Linked DNA regions of Homo sapiens: region 1 is linked to region 2. A link is an interaction called in ENCODE POLR2A ChIA-PET data of the cell type or tissue named here. Cell type or tissue: PC-9. All regions are shown on one strand. Each heading gives the region's core, and the rest is flanking DNA. Links, peaks and the distances in the headings are about the cores only. Region 1 has its middle 78 kb from the start of EMP1. Region 2 holds the start of LINC01559 (long intergenic non-protein coding RNA 1559).

Region 1 (9,463 bases), core at 515-8,514, 100 kb after region 2:
CCCCTCTGTTCCCGCTCCCCCTTTCTTCCCCTAGTGCCTCCATCTTAGTTGCCCAGTAATTGCATCAAATCTGAAGAAGCAGATCCGTCTCTAAAAAGGGCAGTGGGAGGGAATTGCGCTGCTCTTTTCAGAGATGAGAATTGAGAGAAATAGGGCAGAGAGATGAAAATGTAATGTTGAAAAATTCATGCTAGAGGAAGCACGTGCTGGCCCTCCCCTGCTCTGCCTCCCATCTGATAAGCTTCTGGCAGAGGCCTGGCTTTCCAGGCACATGAGAAGACCATGGGAGGTTTGGCCAAATCTGTCTGAGGGTGACCTGAGAACTGGCAGGGGTCTGGGGAGTGCCCACGCGTGTGCAGGGACAGAGCTGCCACTTGGCTTCTAGGGGCCTGTGTTGTCGAGGGGCTGGGGTCAGTAAGAGGGCAGGGGAGGGAGAGGAGGTGTCCTCCCGATCTACATCAAGAGCTGCCCCTCTACGCCACCTCCCGCCACTCCTGATGAATTCAGGCCTGGCAGGCACTGCTGTCCACAGACTCACAGGTCCCGTATGTTTAGGAATCCTGGGAGGCAAGGCTCGACCCTGGGCCAGGCGAGCAGCTGGCCTCGCTGCACTTCGTTGAGCACTGTGTGCTCTGAGCCTAGGGCGGGAGAGTTGAGGTGGCCCGGCTCTAGTGGCCCGAAAAGGCCCGGTCTCATTCCCAGCCCTAGTCTCTGACTCCCCTCGGAAAGCACTGCAGAGGCTGCGGCCTGATTAATGCTGCGCGCTAATATGTACAGGAGACCGGCTTGCGATTCCCGGCCAGCGGCCCCTGCTCCCCTGCACAGAGGCGGCGCCAGCTGCTCGACTGCGACCCCTGGCGGCCGCTGGAGGCACTCTCTGCGGAGCTTCAAAATCGAATGGGCCGCTGGACACGAAGTCGAGGGAGTATTAAAAAAAAACAACAAAAAACGGGGTAAGAGCTATGCACCCCCAGATGGTGCAGGGTGGGAGGTGGAGAATGAAGGGGAAGCCAATTTTGCTTTCTTATAATATAAACAGGAAGGAAGGGAACAATCTGTTGGGGATGGTGGGGGCTGATGCAGGGTAATGGGAGGGGGAAGGTGGAAATGTGAAAATCTGTTTATAGTTGGAATGGAATATGTTTAATATGATGCTTACACAAAATAAGACTTATAAGTTTTTCTCTGTTCTGAACCGTTTCCCTCATCTTCATTTTAAGTAGCAAAAGAACTCTGACCTGTTTTTTCTCTTTCATATTCCCAAAGCAGGCTGTGTTTTCAAAGAGGCATTCATTCAAAGAAATAAAACATACTTTGGCTTCCTCCAGTGCCTTCAGTGAGCCTAAGTCCAAACAGTCAATATAATACCAGAGTTGACAGCCTGGACATTGGAGAGGGACAGTGTAAATTCAATACGTATCTATACGCTAACTATGTGACCTTGAGCAATTTGCTCAACCTCGCTGAACCTTCTTTTCCTTATTCAAAAAACAAAATATAAGCAAAACGCACTGCTAAGATTGTGGTGATAAGGAGAATCCTGCCTCATCTCTACTTCCAGGACAAAGAAGCCGTCTATTGTGGTTCTGCGTTCCCTTCCCTGGCAGGACCCCTTTGTGTTGTGACTGTGACAGACTCAGTTCATTAATAGTCAAGTGCCTATGAGTAGCAAGGGGATGAGTCCTCTGGGACTTTCCCTGACTCCTTCCCTTTCTTTCTCATCAGTTCACACAGCCCTCTAGCCCGTGTCTGCCATGCAAGACAACCAGGCATCACCCACAAAATGTTGCGTATGGTGTATGTGTGTTTAGTGTACAAGGGGTTTCTTGGCACAGAGCTGATCTTAGCTGAGGGTGGAGTCTGATGGCTTCAGCCAATTCTTAAAGGCTAGAGATCAGTGTCCTTCTCCTTGGTGTCAACATTGCAAATATGCAATTCTTTGATATGCGGCCTGCTAGTGGCTCCGGCTATGAAGAGGTTCTCCAAGTGGCTTCTCCCACTAGTGTAGTGGGAGAGGAGCAACATACACACAGGAAAAACTGAATAAGAAGTCATGATTCTAGACACCAATGTGTAAAGAAAGGGCCAGCTGAGGGGCTCACGGAGCACTATCAGCGATCAGAGGATAGGAAAACTCCCTCAGACAGAAGTTGAGGGCTCACCTGAGCCCCAAGAGCTACAGAAAGTGGTCCTGGTGCTGTGATGAAGTGGGCAAGCTCTTCCCTCTAATTCAGGGTGGAACACTGGAAGGGCATATCACAAGGTGTATCATCCATAAGGAGGAAGGAGAACATATGCAACACATCTGAATCTTCAAAGGTAATAGGCTCTTGAAGATGCCGGGCTGTCTTTAGCCCCAGATCTTGGGGCTTATTGCAGGGCATGACTCTTATCTAAAGGCTTCACCACGGAACCTCTGACTACTCAGTGACCTTCTTCTGGAGGACAAAACTGATTTGCAATTAAGTTCCTAGGGATGAGCAAGAGGAGAGAAGTCAGGGACCTGGTTATTCACAATTTTTTTGTCCATTTATTCATCAAGTCACTCACATAATCATCTATCCATCCATGTATCCATTCCATCTTTCATTCACTCACTATGTATTTTATATAGCAATTGTTATGTGCCCAGCCCAGTGTCCTGCGTTATGAGAAGTACAATTGTGTATCTCCTTTCCTTCTACCCTAAGGAAGATTCTACAATCCTCTACTCAGTGTTGAAGATTCTCCTCTTCTGTCCCACCCCATCTGGGGGAGCAGATGTCCTATGACATTCACACAGTTCATTCCGCCGCAGAAGCAGTGCCCTAACAGCGCTGATCCCACTGCTCTCAGCGAACCCTCTCATACTGGATCTAACTGTTTAGACATGACAGATCCACCCACCCACTTCCCAAAAGGACAAAGAAGATAGGACTCAGTGTGCTGGCCCCTTAGAATCAAATACCAGTATGTCAAGCTCTGCCTCATGTTTGCCTCTGACAACTGACCTGTGAGCTGGTTCCAGTCTCCACCTCACATGGGCCCCCTCCCTAGGTGTTCACCTAGAACCGTTCCAGTCGCCTTTTTTCCTCGCCTGCTGCCTCACTCCCACCCACTGCCTTTGTGGGATTTGTGACAATCTATGCTCTTTAAAATATTTTCTGGAGTGTATTTGTGTGTCTTTAGTGGTGGTGGAATGCTGTATAATTATCTCCCGATTCATCAGGCTCCTTAACAGGCAAATGCCTTTCTTTCCAATAAGTTTCTCTGGCTGAGGCACCAATAGGCCTTGTTGCTACGGAAACCAGAACGTTTCTTTCTCTATTTTAATGGTATGTTGAAAGTGCGGCGTGCATGTGCATGCACACATATGGTGGCTGCTGGTCTTTTCAGCTCTTTTTTCCTTCCCTACCTCTGCTGACCTGTCTGGCATTTTCCCGACCTCACATGTTTCAGGACGTCCCTCTCATCCACAGCCCTTTCTTGCCCCCTTCCTGCCTTTCACTGTGCCTCCACCTCCCCCTACCCTTCCATCTGGTGTTCTCAGCTGTTTAAAAAAATACCAGTTGGCTTTGCATGAAATCTAAGAGAGAGAGGCAAATAAAAGGTTATTGTGGAAACAAAGCACTGCAAAAGGCTTTGACCAGCCAGGTGTTTCCTGCTGGAAGGCTAGTGGCCTCACTTGGCCATCTTCCTAGCACATGGGGCTGCTTCGGAGAAGGAGGAGAGGGGATGGAGAGAGAGCAGCTCGGTGCAAGAGTAAAGAGAGAGCATATCCCCGCAGCACCATCTGCTGCTGCTGCTCCTGGGCACAGAGGAACTTCTCTCCACCCAAGTCCCTGGGTTTGGTTCAAGGACTATTGGAGGAGGGGAGGGCTCTGTTGAAATTTATTTGTTTATTCAGTTAGTCAACAAACACTCACTGAACACTTAGCATATACCAGGCACTGTTCTAGGCACTGGGAATATGCTGAGGGTTCCTGTCCTCGAGAAGCAAGCCTTGCTCACAGACAGTTGCCAAGGCGGCATGATAAGTGGTGAGGGGCACAGTGACATTTGGGCTCTGGAATGAGACAAGCTTAAGTTTGAGCCCCAGGCCACCATTTTTTAGCTGTGACCTTGGGTAAATGACTAAACCTCTAGAAAGCTCAGTTTCCTTATCCCTAAATGTAGCTTTATAATAAAGTTGTTTCAGAAGATAATAAAATAATGAGTCTTTATTAGCATAATCAATAAACGTCGGTTGCCAATGTTGTCTCTTTCATTATTATTACCATTATCAGGGTCTTAAGGGGCTCATGGTAACATGCAAGGTGCCCACAGACATAGGCAAGGCAACACCAAGAAGGGTTTGACCAGACATTTTCTGAGTAGGAAAGTATGAAGAGCATTCTAGTCAGAGGGCACAGCATGTGCAAAGACCTACAGCGTAGACAAGGGAGTGCGTATGTGGCTGGGGTGTCCTGTGTGCATGTCTGGGAGTGGGGGCACAGTGGACTCTGGCTAGGCTGTGAGGACACTGACGGCTAGTGGGTAGGGATTGAAACGGACCCTCCAGTTATGGAAGTACACAGGAGGTTTTTAGATTTAAGAGAAGCACAGGCAGATGCACTCTTTAGAGAGAAGAGTTTTTCCTCGTGACACACAAGATGCCAAAATTAAGGGGCTCCTGAACCCCCGCTGGCTTTAAGAGTCAGTGGTGCCAGGGGATCCTGGCCAGCTGCACGTAGCAAGTGATCTCTTGCTCCACTTTGCCCCATCCTCCCGGTGCATTCCAGGCCACACACAGCTGGGAGAAAGGATATCAGATTCAGGGCACTCGAGTAGTACCTACTCAAACTAGGCACTAATGCAACACTAGAGGTAGAAGACCCTGAAGTCTCTTCCAGCTCTCGATAGCATGACTATAATTTGAGGAATATAAAGGAGTGGTTGGTTGGCACTGATGGTGGAGTGGCTGGCAAGGAAAAAAAATATTGTGTGTGTGCAAAGTGATGTGACAACTGGAGGGGGAGCAGAGATGCTGGAGCAGACGTGTGAAGTAGAGAGACCAGGCACGGCTGGGCGACAGAGCCGGAGCTGGAGGGAAGAGGAGTGAGCGATAGTGCAGAGGCTCTGGGGCTTGCAGGCTAATTCTGTTGTGCTTGGAAGTCGGGAAAATCAGCAAGTCAAGAGTACGACTGGGTGCTCCGGGTTTGGCCTTATTAAAAAGGAAACAGCAGAACAGCAAGAGCCGCTTTGGATCACGTGGTACATCCACCCTCTGCTCTCAACACTGAGCAAGCATTCTTGAACGTTACAATCTAAAAGTATCCCAAATTTTTATTTTACCTAGTGTTTAAAATAAGACAACGGTATCTCTAAAAACAAGTAGAAAGGAAATCAGAGCTGACCAAAGGTAATAACGTAGTGAGCCTAACGCATGCCTGCAGTTTCCCATCTCCTATCCACAGCCACTTTCCCGTAACAGGGGTCTTTCCAGATTACAGTGAGCACTTACATGTTGGCTATGTTGGCGTGCTTGTTTTCTCTTAAGAACTCACGGGGAAGGAGATTCCTGCCCTCCCAATTGATTGATTTGTATTCTGCATTTTTCAAAATGATTAGAATGGATTACTTATGTAATTAGAAAAAAACACATTTATACACATTTTTAAATAAATTTAATGAAGCTTTAAAATATATATGTAAAATATTTTTTAAGTAAGAAAAAGTTAGAAAGGAATGGGGAGAAACATAAGTATTCTGGGCAAGGCAATTTCTTCATTTATATCATCCTGCCTGGACCTCACAACACCCTTGTGAGATAAAGATTCTTATGCCCTTTTACACATGAGGAAATTGAAGTTAAAGTCAGTTGAGAAATTTACCAAAGGTCAGACATCTAATCAGTAATGGGGCCCATAGTCCTGTCCGTGTGTGCCTGACTTCAAAGCTGCATATCCACCATTTACCCTAACGAACACAAGGAGAGGACCGTTCTTTGATCAGTAACGACGTGGACCTGTGACACAAATTCACTTAACGCTTTTATCTCTGGGTCCAGAACCTGGTTGGTTACCCAGTGGCTTTACCCTGTCCCCTCATTCTCCAAACTTTCCTAGGCTCCAAAATTACTTCTCTCTCTTTTCCTCCTCATCTGAATTCCAGTTCTGTCTACTTACAGCTCTGAATCCCAGTGGTTAAAAAGTAAGCAAACTCATTTAATTGGCACAAGAATGAGAGAATCTGTCGGGTGTATTTTTATTCTACCAGCCGTGTTTGCTTCATCAAAACTGATAGAACCAAATGACTGTGATTGATGAAGCCAAAGACAGCGAGACAAAACAAAATAATTACATTTCAGGTATGGGAAAGGGAGAGAATTTTGGATCCAGTGAGGTTTTTTAAAACAGCTTTATTGAGGTGTAATTGACACACAGTAAACCACCTATATTTAAAATGTGCAATGTGATAGGTTTTGGCATATGTAGACATCCATGAACCATCATTACACTCAAGATAATAATAAACTTACCTGTCATCCTCAGAAAGTAACTCTTGTAGGACAAGTAAGTTTTTGAAATTCCTCAAATTGGGCAAGTTTGTAAGCAATGTGACTTTGTGGATAAGGGTGGCTCCCATAACCATAGTGGGGCTCAATGACATTTTTGTGTACTAAATGCCGCACTAAAACCAAGTGATTTTTGAAACTTGTTCATAATGCTGAAAATAATTCTGGGAAAAAAAGACAGGCTGCAGACCTATTTGCAAACAAAAATCATGTGAGGATGTTAATCTCCAGAAAATCTGATAGCATATTCTACACAAGTCCTGATCAGGAAGATATGTTCGCAATTAAAATGGTGAAAATATACATTGGAAAATTCCAGCAGAAGTGACTTCTCCATCCAGGCCCATGAACCACACCAGCAGAGATCACAGCTCACATCCAATGGGGCCAGAAGGGCAAAGCCAAGGAGACTTGTCATTTCGGACAATTGCAAAGAGACAAAATGTGGCATTGGGATTGGGAAAGTTAAATTAAAGATTGGAGAAGGACCTCTTGCTAGGTCTTTCTTTATTTTGGTGTCCTTAATGCCTATATTTCCTAGTACACAGGCCTGGAAGTAAAATGTTGAATAATCAGTGGGGATATCTATTTGAAGTGAAATGCTCTCAGGTTTCTCATATGAATGGGAGTTCTTAATGCAGCTACCCATAGAAACTCCACCACTCTAGAGGTGAGCAGACAAGAGGCTGCATAGGAGGAAGGCTCTCACGAGGATCTCCTGGCATTCTGAGGACTCCATGCATGGATTGCCCACTGCATACTAGACAGTGTGTGAGATTATGCTTTGTTGGCAGAAATAGCTGAGCACATAGGCAGGAGATAGAGGCTACGAAGGAGAAGAATGCATAGCACAACAGCACCTAGGCAGAGTACCTGACCCTGGCCTGAGGAGTCAAGGAGGCTCTGCAGAGGCCATGACCTCCAAGCCCCTGCACAGCTTCATGAGGCAGTGCTATTTCCGGCTTGGTTGTTATGTATTTCGTACAACACCAAGCTCAATCCACTTAGCTTCCTCATCCATAATAACGGCCCACTTCAGGAACTAATAACTAATCTTGGAAAAATCAATCTTATCCTGGAGTGAAATACAACCTTAAATATATGCCTGTGGAATAACAACATGGGACATGAGCGTGCAAGCCACCGCTGAGCCTAAAGATTAACGGAGAGCTAAGGCTGTCTGGGTAAAATATTTCTGCGTTGAGTTCTTGTTTTTATCAAAGCACGGATAAAGTCTATCTTAACACACACTCAGCTTTCAGAGAGTGCTTTGTGGAGAAGAGACAGAGAGAAAGGGGTAAAAAGAGAAGACAAAAAGATGGAGATATTAGGATGGAAATCAGAGAGAGAGAATACAGAATTAAAATGGTGAGTAGAATACAGAGGAGAAGGAGAGCTTGAGAGAGGAAAGGGCAGATTGGAGGATGAAGATGAGAGGGAGAGACCAGAAAAGGCTGAAAACTGGAGAATGAAAAAGCTGATGGAGAAGTAAAGAAACAATGAACATAAGAGGGAGGGATCTATATTCATGAATACACTTTAGGGGGGAAAACAAGAAAAACAGCAAAAGAATTGGAGGTGTGAGTGAGCAAATGATGGAGAAATCAGTACCCAAGAGAGCCATCTACTGCCTCCAGAGAGAAGCGTAAAGCACTGGGGAAAAGGGAGGACTCGCGGAGGCAGGATCACATCGGGGCAACACAGAGCCAGTGCCCACTCTCCCATTTAAAACTCTGGGCAAATTAAAGACAGCCACTTGTGTCACAAGAGCCTCAGTGGACCATGCTCCTGAAGACATCTCTCTCTGTCCTTCACCAATTCCCAGCATGTCCTCTGGTACTTAAGACCAGATGGCCAAAAAAGAACAGGGACTTTGAGAAGGCTTCAGGGGCTGGCCCTCTGACACTGCAGTGAAATCTCTGCCCAGCAGCTTTTGTTCCGTAAGCCCCTACCAATCTCTGAAACAAGTGCCTAATGAAGACCTTTCAAGTGTCCCCATGGTAGGAGGACTAACTGGCTTTGTCATCAACTATCCTCCAGGTACTTAAATCTTGAGATAGCAAATGTTCCCTTTTAAGAATCTATTTAGCTTTTTTTCATTTATTATTTCCTTGGCCTATTTTCTTTTCAGTAGAAATCATGAAAGGTATTCCCTGAATGATGAGGTTTATTCAAGAATGCTTGTGCGGATGTGGACATCCTGCTCCCCATAGTGGAGAACTGGTATCCCTAAGTCACCAGTTCAGACACGAGACTAATAGCAAGAGGAGAGCCATATGGCAGTGTTTGAATGGAAGCTAATATGACCACTGCAATTAAATCGAGAACACTAACAGAATTAACCAAATTCACCAGCTATAATGATGTCATTGTTGATCACATCCAAGGGACTCAAGAGAAAGCTCAAGGTCCTTGATCCTCTTCGTTCTGTCTCCAGGGAGGATGGTAAACATCAAAGATAATATTAAGTTCTCAAGGTCACATTAGGTAGGTCAACATTTCAGAAGATGGAACTCTCAGTGGACAGAGAAAAAGGGGGATCATTTCTGTTATTTGCCCAGTTCATTCCTTTGGTTTAATCTCTTCCTAAGGTGATTAAGACAATACCTGAGGCTGTCCTCTCTCTAGGGTTGTCTACCCTTTGAAAGACCAGATGAGATCCAAGGGATCTCAGAGGAAAGGGGCAGCCCAGTTGATTAAGAATCAGAGCAGTGGCTGGCGTAGTTAGGGAGAAATAAGATGGCTTAGCGGGCTAATGGCCACCATAGGCCCTCACCCGGGTGCTGCTGCTTTTTATGGTACCTCAGTGGTCTCTTGGGAGACATTTTCTTCTGGTGGGATGAAAATAACTCATGGGGTTATGGAAAAACAAACTCCACCTGTTGGGTTGACTTCCTTTGTCTTGGTCCTGTTTGCTAAGCAGAGTCC
Region 2 (9,463 bases), core at 561-8,560:
GGACATCCTCTGGTGATTTACCCTCTCCCAAACCTGTACCTGTAAATTCTGCTTTTACCTCTACTCTACCCAGCAACCCAAACTCAAAGGAATATTCAGAGCATCTGATTCAGAGAGATTGCCAGTGCAGCCACCTCCTCCAGCATCTGCCCTAGAGTCCTGGCCCATTTCCATCTCTCCAGCACGTTTTCCCTCCAAGATATTCTTTTTGGAGAAGAGAAAGTTTGAGATATGGACCTTGCAGAGTTATTTAGTCGGGTGAGGGTGTTGCCAATGCTGACCTTACACAATTCAAGAGACCCTGGGGAAAGTTCTACATGTGGCCCCCTTCTTGTGGTTTATGTCTCTATCTCCAGAGAGATCTGACTTATTAGAAACAAATTCCTCATCAGCAAAACTGGGATATCACTGGTAGCAGGTATCCCTCACTAGAGGCCAGCATATATTTTCCAGGACTCACTGGAATAGAAGTAATTGCAAAGATTCTTAACCAGCCCCTTAGTTGGTCAGAGGAAATGCAGGGAGGTGGGATTTACTCAAAAAATTGGTTCTGCATCAACCTCAAGACCACCAGGCTGCTCTATGTGTCACGTTATTTCTTTTATCCTTTATTGTTTTAATTCTCACTTCTGAAAAAATAATCAGATAACGTATATGCAAATATTCCATAAAGCATAAAATATCCTCTCTCTTATCTACCTGCCTTTTCAGGTCCTGCCCCCAGAAACCTCCCACAAGCCTTGGAGCCTCCAGTCTCACATACAGACCTTGATCTGACCTTGGGATCCACATTGCAAAGCCAAACCCATTTTCACACACACACACACACACACACACACACACACACACACACACACACCAAAAAAACAGAAACCAGGGAACTTAACCATACCACTTGCTGCTCTCCAACATCTTTTCAAGCCCTGCCTGTCTTCTTACCTCTGTTGTCTTCTATAGCTAGTGGGAGGCAGCTTCTCTGGGGTACTCTGTCAGACTCTGTCAGCATGATGCCTTAACTAGGCAATTTCTTATGCTTCCTAGGCCTAGATAACATAGCCAGCAATCCTACCTGCTGGGCCAGGGTCAGGAAACAAACTGAAGACACTGTGGAAGGCTTTTCTGAGATCACCTAGAAGCCAGGGCAAAGAATCAACAGAGAAACCAGCTGACTCTAGTATTGACTGTGAGTAGCAGAAAGAACACCAAACTAAGAGCTCCAACTAGTTCTGCTAGTTAGCTTTGGTTAAATCCTGTCTCCCCTCTGGAGTCATCTACAAAGGGAGAAGATTATTCTGATCGTCGTTTTGTGAGTGCCACCAGAGGAACAGAGAACTCCCCGCTGCCGCCCCACCTTTTCTGATAGCCCCAGGATTTCAGGCCTGCCTCCTGCCTTCCTATGTGTGGACAGAAATAGGCTGTAGGGAGGGCTAAGGCTGGGAACACACCCTACAGAGTCTAATACCTGCTTTGCCTCACAAACCATGTTAAATTAGAAATAATGCATAATCAGGCTGTTTTATCCTACCCAGAAGCTAGCAGAAAGAATTTGGCAAAAGCTGTTAGGAGGTCATAGGAGAGAACCATGTTACCATTGTTCTCAGAGGCCTCAAGAGAAGGTGGTGTGTTCTAGAGTTAGTTGTAACTATGCAAATGTGGTAGGCAGATTTCTAAGCAGGCCCCCATGCCGTTAACCCTATGATGTCATTCCTATGATTATGCTATACTGCATGTCAAAAGGGATTTGCAGGTGTAATTAAGGTTACTAATCAGTTGACTTTGCAATAGGGAGATTGTCCAGATGGGTGTAACCTAACAAGCTATAGAGCTTTCTTTAGCTAGTGGCAGAAGGGGAAGTGAGAGATAAATAAAATATGAGAGGGATTTGATGAGAAAGAGGTTCTCTATTGGTAGCATGGAGGGAGTTATAGGGAATGACCTCAAGAGAGCAGTGTCCAGAAGCCAGGAGTGACCAAGAGTCAATAACCAGCAAAAATCAGGAATTGCAGTCCTTCAACCACAAGGAACTGAACTGAACTCTGCTAACAACTTGAATAAGCTTGGAAGTGGATTCTTCCCGGAGCCTCCAGACTATAACCTAGCTCAGCCAACACCTTGATTTCAGCCCTGTGAGACACTGAGCAAAGAACCCAGCATGAGCCCACCCAGACTACAGACATCTGAGATCATAATAAGTAGGTGTTGTTTTAGCCATGATGTTTGTGGTAATTGTTAGGCTCCCTAAGTGTGGCTGCACTATCGCCAGGCCATTATGAACTCTGTGACCAACATGTACACCTCCAGAAGTGAACTCTGTGACTAGCACGTATACCTCCAGATAGCTCCCTGGAACAAAGAGGCCCAAAGCAACAAAAGAATGACCGCAAAGAAGAAAAACAGCAAGTTCCTGTTCCAGCCGGTTAACCATCCCTCCAAATCTATAACGACCAACCCCCAGCTGTAACCTTCTGTAACTTTCCACTTGCTACCCCAGCCTATAAAACCCCCTCTTCCTCATTCCTCAATGCTGACTCTCTTTTCGGACTCAGCCGGCTCACACCCAAGTGAATAAACAAGCCTTGTTGCTCACACTTAGCCTGCTTGGGTTGTCTTCTCAATTAAACACGTGCTTAACAGTTATTTGTTACACAGAAATCAAAATGTTAATATAACAAGTAACTCTGACCCTTCTGCCATTCTGCCTTTGCTGGGCATCTTGAATCTGCAGCTGGTTCAAGGGCTGGTATCTCAAAAGAGGAAATCCAGTTGTGATGGTTAATCTTTTGTGTCAACTTGACTGGGCTAAGGGAAGCCCAGGTACCTGGTAAAACATTATTTCTAGGTGTGGCTGTGAGGGTGTTTCCAAAAGAGATTAGCATTTGAATCAATGTGCTTAGTAAAGAGATCATCCTCACCAATGTGGGTGGGCCTCATTCAATCCATTGCAGACTTGAATAGAACTAAAAGGAAGAGGAAGGGCAAATTTGTTGGCTGCTTGAGCTGGGATATTCATCTTTCTCCTGATCTTGGACATCAGAACTCCTGATTCTCAAGCCTTTGGGTTTGGACTGGAGGCACCAGCTTTCCTGGGCCTCCAGCTTGCAGATGGCATATCATGGAACTTCTCAGCCTCCAAATTCATGTGAGCCAATCCTTTATTATTTGTATAATTATGGTATATTCATTGTATTATATCTATCTAATCTCCTATTGGTTCTGTTTCTCTACAGAACTCTAATACACCAGTACAATGGAAAGATTCCTAAATTCAAAAGCCAGAAGGCTGGGTTCCTGTTCCCACCCTGCCTTTTACCTTCTGTGTGTTCCTGATGAAGACACTTCATGCTCCACTATTTACTTACCTCTGAAACGAAGGGCTGACCCAGATCAGTTGTTCTCTGACCTGCTTGGAGGGACTCAGAGGCTGTGGAGGTGAGTGGGAAACAGGCCAGGTTCCAGGCCCACACTTCAAAGAGACAAGGTCTGCTTTGGACTGTTTTACACACAGGGCTTCTGAGTTTTAGATTTCATTAGAAGTGTTTCTTCTGCCAAATGAAATTTGAAAACCACTGAGCTGGGTGATTATTAGGACCCATTCCAGCTGTCATATTCTTCCAGCATGAAGATCAAGTTCAGCAGTGCAGCAGCTGGAGCTGTGGAAAGAGGTGGTATGAGTTTGGGCTTGAGTTAGTGGACATGGTAGCCAAATCAGAGATCCCTCTCTCATTCAAGTCATCTGTTGCTACCTGTTTGCTCTGGAGGTCTGAACTTCTGGGAGATAAATGTTTAAACTGACAGACTTCAGTTCAAATAATGACTCCACATTCGTATCCTGATATTGGGTAAATAAATAAATCTCTTAAATTCCCAGAGCTGCAGGTTCTTAGCCTATAAAATGATGACATCACCTACTTTGCCCAGTTATTGTATATACTAGTTAACATGGTCTAAACTGTGCCAATTGGAAGACCCAAAATGCAATGCCTTGAGAAGAGTAAAAGGTTTTTTCTCTTTCATGTAAATAGTCTAGAACAGGCCAGGTGGTGGGCCTTCTACTCCAAGCATCCTTCAAGGAACCCAGGAGATGCTAGTTCTATTATTTTCAGCACGTTGCTCACAAGGTTACTGCAAGGTTTGTATTCCAGCCAAGCAGGAAGGTGGGGCGGAGGTGGGGTGGTATGGAGGAGCCTATGAGCCAAGTTTCATGGTCAGGTCTGAGAGTGGCTCACATCACTTCCACTCACATTCTGTTGGTGAGAGCTTAGCCATACAACCACACTGAGTTCCAAAAGAAGCCAGAAACTAGTCCCTGGCTGGATAATTCCCTCCCAGTTAAAATTCTATTGCTTTGGGTGCGCTGAAAAGTCTAGGGTGGTTTCCACCACATTACACATAGAAAAGTGCTTAACACCTAGGAGCCTCCGGCTCAGCATCTCCACATAGGCCCAGCTCTGCTGATTAAGTGTGTTTCCATGTGGGCATATGCGGAGGTGGCCAGCACTATTCCATATCCTCATTTCAGGATTTTTCACAGCTGCTTTCAATCTGCTTCTCCTAAATGACTCTCTTTGGCTACACCTCGTTTTCCTAGAGTGAATATTTCCATCAGCTGATGCCCTTCTCAGGCCTCAATCTCCCCTGGTTTGCAGACTGTGGCCCTCCTTGGCCTCTGTGGAATCTGGCCATTTGAATCCTGTCAGCCCTGTTCTCCATCACCAAAGGACTCCGGAGGAACTGTGCCAAGCAGGCTGTCAGCCACGGGCAAGCTTTCTGAAAAAGACGTGCCAACTGCAGCCACAGAAAGTCCATTCCCTTGAATAACTTTGCTAATATTTGAAAATTAGTTCCCTTGCTCCTGATCATGCTACTGGGTATTTGGATATAAGAGCAAGGATGAGGGCAATAGAAAATTAAAATCATGTTCTACTCATATAAACTGCACAGATATGGAAGGGTAGGTCCTATTACCTATAATCCTGGGATTTTTAGACTCTCACTTTCATTGGACCAGAGTTGCCTTAGGGACAGTAAAAACACAAAATGCTGGGTATTGTTTTCATCAAGCAACTACTGATAGTGCACATTTAAATCAAAATTCTTCTAATCCCAAACTCAGTAAACAGATGCTGTGAGCTTAGTTCTGCCCCTCTGGCTTCAGATTTTACCCCACTGGATGTGCCCAATTCTGAGATGACAAGACGCTTCCAGCTTCCACATGGTTGCAATTTGGCTGTGGAACTGGCATGAAAGCACGTCACTGTGTCAGCACCTGGGCCACCAGATGAATAACCTATGAACAACAGCTTTGGACTAAAATATGAAGGGGTTGTTTTCCTTCAATCTCCCCCTACCTTCCTCAGAACCTGCTACAAGGAAAGATTTATAGACTCGAAAGCGTCAATGACTGATTAGACCCATATGATTGCTCCTGCTGTTTCTGATATTTTAAAAAATTGTCTTATAAAGAGATAAAAATAAATAATCAATGGAAAAACTTTTGGCATGGGAGAGACATTTAGGGAAAGAAGTCATTTCAGCCTCCCCCAACACACACATGCACACACACATACAGCCTATATCACACAATGGAGGTGAGGACCCACTCAATCTAGGCTCAGGACTGGCTCCATGGGACAGATGGGTGGGACAAGTCATCCTGCTGCAGTCAGGTAGCAGAGAGCACCGAGGAGACTAAGATGACAGAGACAAAATAACTAGAGAAAAGATACAGGAGCTAGGGGGAGAGGGTTGAGGTTTGACGAAGCTCTCTCTTCCCAGTAGGGGAGAGTTGGAAGCCACAGATGTAGTTACAGCCCCTTGTTTTCCAGATGAGGAAACAGGTGCTGTGATGTTAAGAGCCCCCAGTAGTGGTCCATGTAGCCAGTGGCCTATGTCAGCTGGGCTCTTACTCTCATGGGAGAGGTGCCACCTTCAAATGTCTGAGATCCACTGACCTTCTTTGAACAATAGCAGCTGAAGTAAGAAAACACCATGAAAAGCCCATGCCTCTTTAGCGCCATTTTCATATTGATGTTCCGTCTTCCTCCATGCAGTCAAAGGGCAACATTTTCTCTGCAACTTCCCAATTTTGCCTGATGCAAATAAAATGTGCTGCTCTTGTCCTTCTCTCCTTTTCCCCTTAGTATTCTTGATTTTCCCCTAGATACTCAAGTAATGCCCAGGTCTCAGGAATGTATAATCTCTTGCTTATCTCTAGCAACAGATTTGGGAATGAGGAATCGTTCCCTGGAAGAGTCAGAGCGCTCGTAGACACATTCTGCTGGATTGCACGAGCTCCTCCCCTGGGAAATCCACTAAGACTAGAGGAAAGAATTGCTTGGAGGATTCAGAGGCTGAAGAGTGGACAGACGGCTTTAATTGAGAAAAAGAAGCAGAAAATTGAGGAAGATGTGAGGCATCAATGCCAGCAGACGACATGTGACAGGTGCTAGCCACATGGATCACACTAAATTTCTGTCATTTATATAGATAAAAAAGAATTTCCAAAGAGCTCCTCCATAATTCAGCATTAACCAGCTTTAAATCATCACCTTTCTTTACCTTTTCAAAGCACTTTTATCTAGCTAGCTTTCACTTTCAGAGTGGCCAATTCAGGTGAGGATTCTCAATCCTGTTCTGCAGCTGAGGAACTCATGCTCAAAAGGGCTAAGAGTTTATTCTCTTACATCCAAACACCTTGCTTTTCCAAATCTTGTGCTCACTTTACCTACACATTTTGATTTTTCCAGGCTGATGACAAGTTAGACATGCAGACTCCTCAGGCTCATTCATAATCTGTATAGACATTACAGGTCATGCAAATTTAAGAAAAGGCTAAAAGGTGCCCGTTTGCACCCAACATGTTGGATAATGCCCCGGTAAAGTGGAAAATCAGTTTCCACAGCCTCGCTCTGTAGGTTTCCTTGGAATTGTAAAAGCATAGGACTCTGCCTCATATTTATTTCTATACGGCAATGAGGATATAAAGGAGCAGACCGAAAAGAGAAAGGAATTTTAAAAGCCATGGAAAGCTGCCCTAAATGTGGTTGGATATAGAGAGGAGAGTGCTGAAGGCAAACAGCTGTGCCCTCTTTGCCTTTTTGCTGAGGAAGGGGATTTAAGCCAAAAGAACACACGTAAACGTGGATTTCTTAAAGTTCTCACTGTAATTATGTAGCCTTGGGAGATGAGGAATTGTAAAGTAGATGCTGGCTTAAACAAATGATAAATCCTTGAGGTGATGGGCACCCCATTTTCCCTGATGTGATTATTACACATAGCATTCCTGTATCAAAATATCCCATGTAACCCATAAATATATATACCTACCAGTATATTTCTGTGGCTAATCTGAAAGCCACCTGCACCCTTGTGAAGACACCCACAGAGACTTCTGCCTCCCCTCCTACCCTCTGGCCTCAAGAGCTCCCTGGGCTCTCCTGTTGCAGGAGGGAGAGGGAGAGCTTCTTTAGGTTCCTGGTAAGGATCTCTGAAGACAATTCCTTAGGCTTGGATAATTCCCAGACATTTGCTAAAAAGCAGCATCCTCCAAAGCTTTAATTTGGATCACAGGAAAATGATGCTCCCGCCTCAGATTCAAACACAGTTTTATCTCACACTGCAAGCTCCCTGGCATGGGCAAAGTCCTCGATGCCTTTCCTGGTGGTTTCCAACATCAAGGACATACTTGTTCCTCCTCCTAGCTCTCTCCCTCAGCCAAGTCCTTCCTTACAATGAATTGTCCTGCAGAACTCCCTCTTAAGCTTGGCTTCTGGGACAGAAAACCTACTTTCTGAAAGGGTATGGGGACTGTCAGAGCATGAACTGGACTCAAGCTCCCAATTACAGAGCAGACACAAGGCTCTGCCTGCACCAGGCCATCCCTGGATTTCTGCAGCTCCAGGACTCTCTTCCAGCATCTAGATGCAGCTACTCTCATTCCAGCTTTGTGTCCTGTTTGATGCAAAATCTTTATTCCTTCCTGTTTCAATCCCTGTTGCATATTCTGTGTGACAAAGCAAGAAGCTGGAAATCGAGTTCTGAGCTTTATACCCAGCTCTGCCACAAATGTGCCATGACCTTGAATAAGTCACATGACTTATCTGGACCTGGATTCTCTCATCTGTAAAAGAGGAAGCTGAGCTATACTACTTTTAAAATGTCTCCAGCTTTAATTTTATTAGAATATCAGCTGCTTCCTCCTCTGGTTTCTCATGGCAGGTTGTGCATTCTTCTCTGGAGACACCAAATTTCATTGGAGTATCTCTCCTTACAAATGTATTTCCCCACTAGATTGGCCCCTCAAGAACAAGGATTGTATTTTAGTTACCTCTGTTATCTCTGTACCTGGGGAGGAGTGAGAAAAGGAGAGCAGGAAAGGCAATGGTATAGTACCAACATTTGTTGAGCTTCTATTATGAGGAATTGTCTATGCTACACATTGTACATAAAGTATGTATGATTCACAGTATAAACATTATAATCTGGAATCAACCTAAATGTTCATTAGCAGATGAATGGATAAAGAAAATGTGGTATATAGACGCAACACAATACTATACAGCCATAAAAAAAAAAAAGAATGAAATCTTGTCATTCATGGCAGCATGGATGAGCCTGGAGGACATTACGTTAAGTGAAAAAAGTCAGGAACGGAAACACAAATGCCACATGTCCTCTTTCATATATGGGAAAATTTAAAAAGTTACTCTCATAGAAGTAGAGAGTAAAATAGAGGCTACTAGAGGCTGGGAAGGGTAGAGGGGCAAGGGTCATAGGGAAAAGAGAGTTAACGGATACAAATTACAGCTAGAAAGATGGGAAGAGTGAATTCCAGTGTTCTAAAGCAGGGTAGGTGACTACAGTTAATGATTATTTATTGTCTACTTATTGTATATTATTGTATATTTTCAAATATTGTATATTTTCAAAGAGGATTCTGAATGTTCCCAACACAACAAAATAATAAATATTTGAGGTGATGGATATGCTAAGGACCTTGATTTGATCATTACACATTGAATACATGTATTAAAATATCACTCTGTACCCCATAGATATGCTCAATTATTTTGTGTCAATTAAAATGATAAAAAAATTATAATCTCATATCTGCTGATGAAGCAACTGGGAAATTAATTTAGCCAGGTCACACAGCTGGATCAGAAATAAAATCCAGGTTTGCCTGGCTTTGCCTACTGTCCCAAGGACCTGGCCTGAAGCAATAGGGCTCTACCAAAATTCTCCAAATATCTAGTAGGTGCTCAATAAATACTCATTAAACAGATGTGACATATATTCTCTTATTTGGCTTTTGGTCAGACTAGGATTTGTCTTTGATCCTTATCTACACTGAGATGGGAGAGGAGCAGAACTGGGGCAGGAGATGAGAGTCCCAAACATAATTTTATTTCAAGGACTTCTGAATTCTTTAATTAAGAAGGGGCAGGACAGAGCTCTTACTGAG

What was found. Peaks named below come from ENCODE experiments on the same cell type or tissue, not always from the same donor. Only the 100,000 strongest peaks of a DNase experiment are listed, where the experiment ranks them.
Region 1: POLR2A ChIA-PET joins it to region 2 with 7 read pairs; 3 of 35 experiments call an interaction of 5 or more read pairs at or near these places.

What each region holds. Positions count from the first base shown.
Region 1 is chr12:13,269,738-13,279,200 of GRCh38, reverse strand. No RefSeq gene overlaps it. Among named protein-coding and RNA genes, the nearest start is that of EMP1, 78 kb to the right of the region's middle. In PC-9, for the core only: CTCF peaks have their summits at 674 and 876 (motif pointing left); no DNase peak of the experiment used is centred there.
Region 2 is chr12:13,370,190-13,379,652 of GRCh38, reverse strand. It overlaps LINC01559 (long intergenic non-protein coding RNA 1559), which reads left to right and starts at 2,908. Exons shown (of 3, transcript NR_036555.1): 1 at 2,908-3,139; 2 at 3,228-3,429; 3 at 6,215-8,982. RefSeq lists an enhancer at 3,106-4,305. In PC-9, for the core only: no CTCF peak of the experiment used is centred there; a DNase peak (open chromatin) is centred at 2,482; H3K4me3 peaks cover 808 bases; H3K27ac peaks cover 3,903 bases.